Regions from separate parts of the Homo sapiens genome. Here region 1 is linked to region 2. A link is an interaction called in ENCODE POLR2A ChIA-PET data of the cell type or tissue named here. Cell type or tissue: CD4-positive, alpha-beta T cell. All regions are shown on one strand.

Region 1 (5,000 bases), 160 kb before region 2:
GGAGAATAATTGCAAACGGACTTTAAAATAACAAGTCAGGCCGAGTGTGGTGTCTCACGCCTGTAATCCCAGCACTTTGGGAGGCCAAGGCAGGCAGAGGCAGGCGGATTGCCTTAGCTTAGGAGTTCAAGACTAGCCTGGGCAACGTGGCGAAATGCCACCTCTACGAAAAAATACAAAACTTAGCTGGGCGTGGTGGCATGCACCTGTGGTCCCAGCTGCTCTGCTCGGGAGGCTGAGGTGGGAGGATCACTTGAGCCTGGGAGGCGGAAGTTGCAGCGAGTGGAGATCGTGCCACTGCACTCCAGCCTGGGTGACAGAGAGACACCTTGTCTCAATAAATAAATTAATTAAATTAAATAACCAGTCTTATTATGTCTAAGAAGAAAAAACACATGATTAAAGTTTTGGGTAGAGAAATGACAACTTTTAAAGTTACATAGGTTAAACAAATAATACAAGAGAAAATTAAATACTCAATGCATGGGCTCTTTTTCCTAAGTGCACTGTAAATACATGAAGAGAACTAAACAGGAAACTAAGTCTGCAGAAAAAATCCAGAATAAAGTAAAGAGAAGCAAAAAGATGGAATATTCAAAAGAATAGGCAAGAGAGAATAGAGAGAAAACATCAAGTTTAAATGGAATTTAAAAAGAAGAAATGAGAGACAATAGGTAAAAAGTAACGGCTGACATTCATTAGAATTTTTTTTTTTTTTGGAGATAGGATCATGCTCTGTCACCCAGGCTGGAGTGTAGTTGCGTGATTTCGGCTCACTGCAACCTCCATCTCCCAGCTTCAAGTGATCCTCCCGCCTCAGCAACCTGCCCCCTCCCCAGTAGCTGGGACTACAGGCGCGTGCCAACACACCACCCAGCTAATTTTTTGAGCTTTTGTAGAGGAGAGGTTTTGCCATGTTGCCCAGGCTGGTCTTGAACTTCTGGACTCAAGCGATCCGACTGTGTTGGCCTCCCAGAGTGCTGGGATTACAGGCATGAGCCACTGCACCCAGCCCTATTTTATTAAAAAATAAAAAATAAATACTGTTGGTAAAGATGTAGAGAAACTGGAACTCTTGTATACTGCTGGTGAAGTGTAAAATGGTAGAGTTGTTGTGGAAAATGGTTATAGCAGTTCCTCAAAAAAGATTAGGGCTGGGCACAGTGGCTCACGCCTGTAATCCCAGCACTTTGGGAGGCCGAGGTGGGCAGATCACGAAGTCAGGAGATCGAGACCATCCTGGCTAACACAGTGAAACCCCGTCTCTAGTAAAAATACAAAAAATTAGCCGGGCGTTGTGACGGGCACCTGTAGTCCCAGCTACTCGGGAGGCTGAGGCAGGAGAATCGCATGAACCTGGGAGGCGGAGCTTGCAGTGAGCCGAGATTGTGCCACTGCACTCCAGCCTGGGCGACAGAGCAAGACTGTCTGAAAAAAAAAAAAAAAAAAAAAAAAGATTAAAAATAATATTACCATATGATTCCAGCAATTCCATTTCTGGGCATATACCCAAAAGAAGTAAAAGCAGAGTTTCCAAAGACAGTTGTAAACCCATATTCACAGCATCATTATCTACAGGAGTAAAAAGGTGGAAACAACTGAAGTGTTGATTGACAGATGAATGGATATACAAAATGGAGTCTCCTGGTCTACCCATACAATGGAACTTTAGGCCTTTTCTGAAACACTACAACATGGATGAACCTTGAAGGCATTATGTGGAATAAAGTAAGCCAGTCACAAAGACAAATATTGTCTGGTTCCACTTACATGAAACACCTAGAGTAGTCAAATTCACTGATACAGAAAGTGGACTGGTGGCTGCCAGGGATTGTGGAAGGGAGAAATGAGAGTTATTATTTAATGGCTACAGGGTTTCAGTTTTACAAGAGAAAAACATTATGGAAAGAGACGTTGGTGATGGTTGCATAATTCAAATGTACTTCATGCCGCTGAATTGTACACAAAACTAGTTACATGGTGAATTTTATGTTCTGTATGTCTTACTACAATTAGAAATAACTTTTAAACAATAGCTGATGGTTATGAAGCTTGTGTTATGGGGCAATAAAAATGCTCTAAAATTAGATAATGGTGATGGTTGTATAACTCTGTGAATGTACTATAAACCACTGAATTATACACCTTTAAAAAGAATAAAAGGCCGGGCACAGTGGCTCACACCTGTAATCCCAGCAATTTGAGAGGTCAAGGCAGGCAGATCGCTTGAGCCCAGGAGTTTGAGACTAGCCTTAGCAACATGGCAAAATCCTGTCTCTACAAAAAATACAAAAATTAGCCAGGCCTGGTGGCACAAGCCTGTAGTCTCAGCTACTCGCATCGCTGAGGAGAGAGGATCGCTCGAGCCCAGGAGGTTGAGGCTGCAGTGAGCCGTGATCTTGTCACTGCACTCCAGCCTGGGTGACAGATCAAGATCCTGTGTCCAAGAAAAAAAAAAAGAGAGAGAGAGAGAGAGAAGCAATACCTGAAGAGATAATGGCTGAAAATGTTCCAAAAACTGAAGAAAAACATCAAGCCACAGATTCAAGAAGCCCAGTGTATCACACCACACTAAGGAAAAAGAAACCCAAACCTAGATACATTAGCTACATTGTTTAAAAGATGAAAATTAAGACCAATACTGCCAACAATAAAGAAATGCATCAGCAAAGTGAAGAAAGACAATTACTAATTACCAACCTATAATTCTATGATCTGTAAAATATACCTTTCTAGAAAGTGAAATAATTCTCATACAAAAACTAAAAGAACTTTTCAATACTTATCTTAGAAGCTATCCATTCTTTTAAATTCAATTTTAGTGACTGTCCTGGTGCTACTGGTTTAACAATAAATCATTCCATGTAACTTGCCATATTAATAACATGATTTTCCCCTTTATTATGTTAATCACCGCAAAAGATACAAAGCATCTGAGAAATTGAACATCCACTGCATTCATGATTAAAAATTCTTAGCAGATTAGGAAGAGAAAGATTCTTCCTTAACTTCATAAAGGATATATTTTTTTCAAACCTACAAAAAGCATCACACTTAATGATGAAATGCTGAAAGCTTTCTCTCTGAGACTGGAACACGACAAAAATATCCACTGTACAATTTCTGTTCAACATTATATCTACAGTCCTAGCTAACTAATTTTGGCAAGAAAAAAAAATAAAAGTGGCCAGGTGTGGTGGCTCAGCCTGTAATCCCAGCACTTTGGGAGGCCAAGGCAGGTGGATCACCTGAGGTCAGCAGTTTGAGACCAGCCTGACCAACATGGAGAAACCCCGTCTCTAATCAAATACAAAATTAGCCGGGCGTGGTGGTGCATGCCTGTAATCGCAGCTACTTGGGAGGCTGAGGCAGGAGAATCGCTTGAAACCGGGAGGCAGATGTTGCAGTGACCCAAGATTGCGCCATTGTACTCCAGCCTGGGTGATAAGAGCAAAACTCCGTCTCAAAAAATTTTTTTAAAAAAAGTATGAAAATTGACAAAAAAAGATTATCATTCTGAATGGAAAATACAACTGCGTAAAAAAAAAATCTAGAAGGCGCTAGGCATGGTGGCTCATGCCTGTAATCCCAGCAATTTGGGAGGCCATGACGGGCAGATCACGAGGTCAGGAGATGGAGACCATCTTGACCAAGATGGTGAAACCCCATCTCTACTAAAGATACAAAAATTACCCAGGCATGGCAGTGGGCACCTGTAATCCCAGCTACTCGGGAGGCTGAGGCAGAGAATTGCTTGAACCCAGGAAGCAGAGGTTGCAGTGAGCCAAGATTGCGCCTCTGCACTCCAGCCTGGGCGACAGAGCAAGACTCAGTCTCAAAAAAAAAAAAACTACAAGATCTAAAGGTGCATTATAAAATTAAGTTTTGCAAGACTAATACAAAGCCAATATATATGAAAAAAATTACATTTCTATTCTCATAATAAGCCAAAAAGGAAAGTTAAAAATGTTCCTATTTTTAATTTTATAAAAATAAACACCTAGGAATAAATCTAGCCAAAATAAATATCTGCCCAAAAAGCTATGTAACAATTTTTAAAATTTTTTTAAGATAGCTAAAATAAACGGAAAGATAAAACTATAGGCTGGAATACTCAGTACTGTGAAATTTTCAGTTCTCCCAAATTGATCTAAACATTCAATAACATTCCACTAAAAACCCTAATAAACACAAACATATATTTTTTTAAGAACTAAATAAGTTGATTCCAAAATACGTGTGATAATACGAATGGCAAGGCACTCTTTTGGTTAAACAAGGTGATAAAACTTGCTCCCCGTGGATATCAAGATTTATTACAATATCACAGGAATTAAGACAATGTGCTATCAGTTGATGGACAGACACACCAACAGACAGGATAAAGAAACAGATTCGGGCCTATGAGGGTATTTTATGACAAAGCAGGCATTACAGAGCAGTGACAATACGGCTACTTTTTAAATTGATGCCCCTGGATCAACTGAATATCTACATGGATTTAAAAAGAAGTTGACTCCTATCTCACACCCTGCACAAAAATGAATTCCTGATAATAGATAAACGTGCAGAAAGCAAAGCAATAAACCTTTTAGAAAATAACATAATAGCTTCAAGATCCCAGGATAGAGGAAAATATCAGGACACAATAAACACAAACCATAAAGGACAAGATTGATGAACTGGACCAAATTAGAATTAAGAACTTTGGCATATCAAAACCACTTAAGAAAGTGAAAGTCAAGTCACGCTAGAAGAAGATATTACAAAACAAATAAGCAACAACAGGCTTGTTTCTAGAATATATAAAGGTGCTCTACAAAGCAACTGATAGGCAAGCCAGTAGAAAAACAGGCAAAATATGTGAAGAGGCACTTCACAGAAGATACCAATGGTCAACATTCTAAGAAAAGTTGTTCAATTTCTACTAGTCATCAAGGAACTGCAAATTAAATGAGACACTACCGCACACTCACAATGGCTAAAACGGAAAAAGACCC
Region 2 (5,000 bases):
GAAACCCCGTCTCTACTAAAAATACAAAAATTAGTCGGGCATGGTAGCACACACCTGTAATCTCAGCTACTCAGGAGGCTAAGGCAGGAGAATTCTTGAACCCGGGAGGCGGAGGTTGCAGTGAGCCGAGATTGTGCCACTGCACTGCAGCCTGGGAGACAAAGCAAGACTCCGTCTGAAAAAAAAAAAAAATAGACCAGTGAGTGGATAAACAAAATGTGGTATATACATACAATGGAATATTATTCAGCCTGAAAAAGCAAGGAGATTCTGACACGTGCTACTACACGGATGAACGTTATGAACATTGTGATAAGTGAGATAAGCCAGACACAAAAGGACACATCCTGTATGATTCCACTTACATGAGGTCCCTAGAGTAGTCAAATTTGTAGTGATAGAAAGTAAGATGGTGGTTGCCAGGACCTGAGAGGAGAGGGGAACGGGAAGTGAGTGTTTAATGGGCGCAGAGTTTCAGTTGGAGAGTGTGAAAAAGTTCTGTGGATGGGTGGTGGTGATGGTTGCACAACAGTGCGAAGGTACTTAATGCCACTCAACTGCACACTTAAAAATGGTTAAGATGCTACATTTTAGGCTAGGTGCGGTGGCTCATGCCTATAATCCCTGCACTGTGGGAGGCTGAGGCAGGTGGGTAGCTTGAGCTTAGAAGTTCAAAACCAGCCTGGGTCCAGGCACAGTGACTCATGCCTGTAATCCCAGCACTTTGGGAGGCCGAGGCAGGTGGATCACCTGAGGTCAGGAGTTCGAGACCATGCTGGCCAGCATGGTGAAACCCCGTCTCTACTAAAAATACAAAAATTGGCCGGGCATGGTGGTGGGCGCCTATAATTCCAGCTACTCAGCAGGCTGAGGCAGGAGACTCGCTTGAACCCAGGAGGCGGAGATTGTAGTGAGCCAAAATCATGCCATTTCACTCTAGCCTGGGAGAAAGAGCGAGACTCTGTCTCAAAACAAACAAACAAACAAACCCCACCAACCTGGGTAACATGGTGAAACCTTGTCTCTACAAAAAAAATACAAAAATTAGCTGGGCGTGGTGGTATGCACCTGTAGTCCCAGCTACTTCAGAGGCTGAGGTGGGAGGACGGTTTGAATCCTGGAGGTGGAGGCTGCAGTGAGCAGAGATGGTTCCACTGTACTCCAGCCTTGGCAACAGAGTGAGACCCTGTCTCAAAAAAATATGCATTTTAGGTATATTTACCCCACACACACACATACAAATAGGCCAGTGCAAGATGAGCCAGAAGAGAGCTGCTTCGTTCAGTCTGAGTGACTAAGAGTGATGATGCCATCCACCCAGACAGGAAGCAGACCGGGTGAGCGGGTTTGTGGGGAGAGATGAGGTCAGCTCTCAGAGGTGACAACGCTCCTAATGATCAAACCCTCAGTAGAGGCCCACTGTGCCCGCATGGGAGGTGCTTTGCCCCCACCTCCCTCAGCCTTGCAAGGTGAAGGCTCTTGCTTTCATTTCACAGGGAAGCTAACGGTGTTTAGCCAGTATGACCCAGATTTGTCCAGCCCACTGTGCCTGTCTGGGTTCGGGTGCTGAGGGCCATTCCTTGTGATGCGGCCAGCAAGCAAGGGGCGACCTGGAGCTGAGAGAGGAGGTGAGAGTCAGAGGAGCTGCAACATTTCCTGCACTGAGATCCTGGTAAAGCCACAGGCATGGCTTGGCCCCCGCAGGAAGGAAGCAAGAGGGAGAGAAGGGGGAAGCCCTACATGTAAGACACTCTCTCTACTGAGTCCTGCCGATCACAGCAGCTCCTCCTGGAGAAATGTCCACCCCAGTGTCGCCAAGTTAAGACCTCGGCCTTGCTCAGCACCTGCCCAGCAGCTGATGCTAGGACCTCTGCCAAGCATGAGGAGAGGAGCCAGCTCAGAGTGACTCATTGTACATCAGCCTGGCTCCATGGATCCGGATCAACGCCCTGGACCTCACCTGGCAGTGAGGAACCAGTGGGAAGAGAGGTGCGTGCTGGACTCCACTGGACAGCACGTAGTCTCTCGGTGGAAGCAAAGACACCAGCCTTGCACCGAGCCAGCCCAGCCAGGGAAGAGTGGAGAGGAGGCAAGGCTGGGGGCTGGTGGGTGACTGTGTAATTCCCAAGCCAGGTGAAAATCTGTACAGGTTTTGAGGAGGAGGTCACTTCTCAGCTCCAAATAATAGAAGCATCCAGAAGGAAATAACCAGAGGCTTCTGCCAATTGATCTGGAGACTGGGAAAAGGTCCCACAGTTATTAATAACCTCTGTGTTCTGGGAACTGATTTCATGCACCAGACAAAGGGATTAAAAAGTTGCTGGTGAAGGCAAAGTGGTTTCAGCCAAAGCTCTCCTTTCTGTCTCCCAATAAATGAGCATTTTTCTCCACAGAAACCCTTAGAGCTGATTGGCCCTTTGACAAATCTGGTGAGCTGGGAGCTGTGTGGCTGATTGGCATATTTTGATAACCACTCTGTCGTCGTGAAGCACTTTCTTCCGGCAACCCCCATTTCACTCGCTCTGAGTATGGGGGTGAAAACAGTTGCTTCTGTAGCTTCTGAAAAAAAGCTGAGGATGGAGCCCACTCCTGGCCTGAGCCCTTAGAAGCATGTCCTATAGGAATCCTGGAAGAGAGACACTATATTAATTAATCCTTCAAAGTTAATGCAATGAACTTCAACTCGTACAACAGAGTTGTGGTGATGCTGTTACACAGCTGCCCTTCACAGGTATTGGGCCCACTCAGTAAGGGGATACAAATAAATAGGTTAAGATCTGAGAGACTGTTAGAGAGACGGCTTCCTGTAGAGACAGTGTTAGAAACCACAGTCAGGGCTGGGCACGGTGGCTCACGCCTGTAATCCCAGCACTTTGGGAGGCCAAGGCTGGCGGATCATGAGGTCAGGAGTTCAAGACTAGCCTGGCCAACATGGCGAAACCCTGTCTCTACTAAAAAAAATACAAAAATTAGCCAGGCGTGGTGGCAGGTGCCTGTAATCCCAGCTACTCGAGAGGCTGAGGCAGGAGAATCACTTGAACCTGGGAGGTGGAGGTTGCAGAGAGCCAAGATTGTGCCATTGCTCTCCAGCCTGGGCGACAAGAGACAAGAGCAAGACTCTGTCTCAAAACAAACAAACAAACAAACAAACAAACAAAAAAACCAAAGTCAGCACAGTTAGTTTGCTCACTTACTAAACTATGAGCAACTTGAAGGAAGGGTAAGTGTCTCACCCATATCCATACCCATATCTGACAGTGCCCATCAAGATTAGCTGCTTTGTAAATTAATAATAATTGAATGCTGTTGTGACATGGTGTTATTTCAAAAGACAACCAGCCACTACTTACAACTCCATTCCTGTGATAATATATTTCCTGGTCTCAGCCAAGGAGATAAGAACTGAAACTGCCTTTGCAAAATTATGACTGAGACAGTGAAAGAGATCTAACTTCACCGACTCCATCTTCCTTCTAACTTCTAAGCTATCCTTGTTCTTTCCTGGGCATAGGCTAAACTAACTTTGGGAGAAACTTAGTTTATAGTTTAAACAAAGATGGTAACAGCCCTTTCCCAAGCTGACCTCCTTCTTGCCTGAGGACTAGATTGCCTTTGTAGTACTAACACTAGCTACAAGATTAGAAATTGTGGTTTAGGAGTCATGCAGCTGGAGGCTACAAGATTCTGACCCTCCCTACCCTGCTCCTAAGATCAGTGCCTGAGATATTCTTCAGACCCTGCACTTGATGGATCAGCTGGCACCACCCAGATCAATAAACTGGCTCATCTGATCTTGTGGTCCCCATCCATGAACTGACTCAGCACAAGAAGACAGCTTCCACTCCCTATGATTTCATCTCTGACCTGCCCAATCAGCACTCTTGGCTCACTGGCTTCCCCTCACCCACCAAATTATCTTTAAAAGCTCTGCATGGCCAATGCTGGGCACGGTGGCTCACACCTGTAATCCCAGCACTTTGGGAGGCTGAGGCGGGTGGATCACGAGGTCAGGAGATCGAGACCATCCTGGCTAACACGGTGAAACCCCGTCTCTACTAAAAATACAAAAAATTAGTCTGGCGTGGTGGCAGGCGCCTGTAGTCCCAGCTACTTGGGAGGCTGAGGCAGGAGAATGGCGTGAACCCGGGAGGCGGAGCTTGCAGTGAGCCGAGATTGCGCCTCTGCACTCCAGCCTGGGCGACAGAGCGAGACTCCATCTCAAAAAAAAAAAAAAAGCTCCACTCCCCGAATGCTTGGAGAGACTGACTTGAGTAATAATAAAGCTCCAGTCTCCCGCACAGCCAGCTCTGCGTAAATTACTCTTTCTCTATTGCAATTCCCCTGTCTTGATGAATCGGCTCTGTCTAGGCAGTGGGCAAGGTGAACCTCTTGGGTGGTTACAGAAGTATCTCTTGTCTTTGTTCCCACCTGTTCCCATTGGTGGGATCCCCAGTCCCCAAGCACAGTCAGGAGCAGATCTTTGCCAGGCTCTGTGACTCACTCACAGCCCAACACGGGTCAAGTTCACAGTTCGTCTGTGCACTCAGCACATGCAAAGGTAAATTATTCTTTCCTATCCCTATTCCTGCAGCCCCTTTGTCTACTGATATAAATGTTGACCAGAGATTTTCTAACTCCCTCTCAAAGCCTCCAACCTAAATTACTGTAAAAGATGCTTAACTGGCCTTTGGTCCCTTTCAACCTATTTTCCTTTCTGCAGTGAGAGTGCTTTTTTTTTTTTTTTTTTTTTTTTTAAGACTGAGTCTCGCTCTGTTGCCCAGGCTGGAGTGCAGTGGCGCAATCTTGGCTCACTGCAACCTCCTCCTCCCAAGTTCAAGCGATTCTCCTGCCTCAGCCTCCGGAGTAGCTGGAACCACAGGCATGTGCCACCATGCTCGGCTGATTTTTGTATTTTTAGTAGAAACAGGGTTTCTCCATGTTGGCTAGGGTAGTATCGAACTCCTGACCTCAAGTGATCTGCCTGCCTCGGCCTTCCAAAG

The links. ChIA-PET counts read pairs that join two places held together with the same protein. Peaks named below come from ENCODE experiments on the same cell type or tissue, not always from the same donor. Only the 100,000 strongest peaks of a DNase experiment are listed, where the experiment ranks them.
Region 1: POLR2A ChIA-PET joins it to region 2 with 6 read pairs; 31 of 35 experiments call an interaction of 5 or more read pairs at or near these places.

What each region holds. Positions count from the first base shown.
Region 1 is chr2:121,534,948-121,539,947 of GRCh38, forward strand. All of the region lies in intron 2 of CLASP1 (cytoplasmic linker associated protein 1), which reads right to left. Among named protein-coding and RNA genes, the nearest start is that of RNU4ATAC, 6.6 kb to the left of the region's middle. In CD4-positive, alpha-beta T cell, no CTCF peak of the experiment used is centred here; no DNase peak of the experiment used is centred here; H3K4me3 peaks cover 344 bases.
Region 2 is chr2:121,698,238-121,703,237 of GRCh38, forward strand. The region is part of intron 2 of NIFK-AS1 (NIFK antisense RNA 1); the gene reads left to right. Among named protein-coding and RNA genes, the nearest start is that of NIFK, 36 kb to the right of the region's middle. RefSeq lists enhancers at 1,461-1,580, 1,738-2,237. In CD4-positive, alpha-beta T cell, no CTCF peak of the experiment used is centred here; DNase peaks (open chromatin) are centred at 1,354, 2,464 and 2,793; H3K4me3 peaks cover 845 bases; H3K27ac peaks cover 1,879 bases.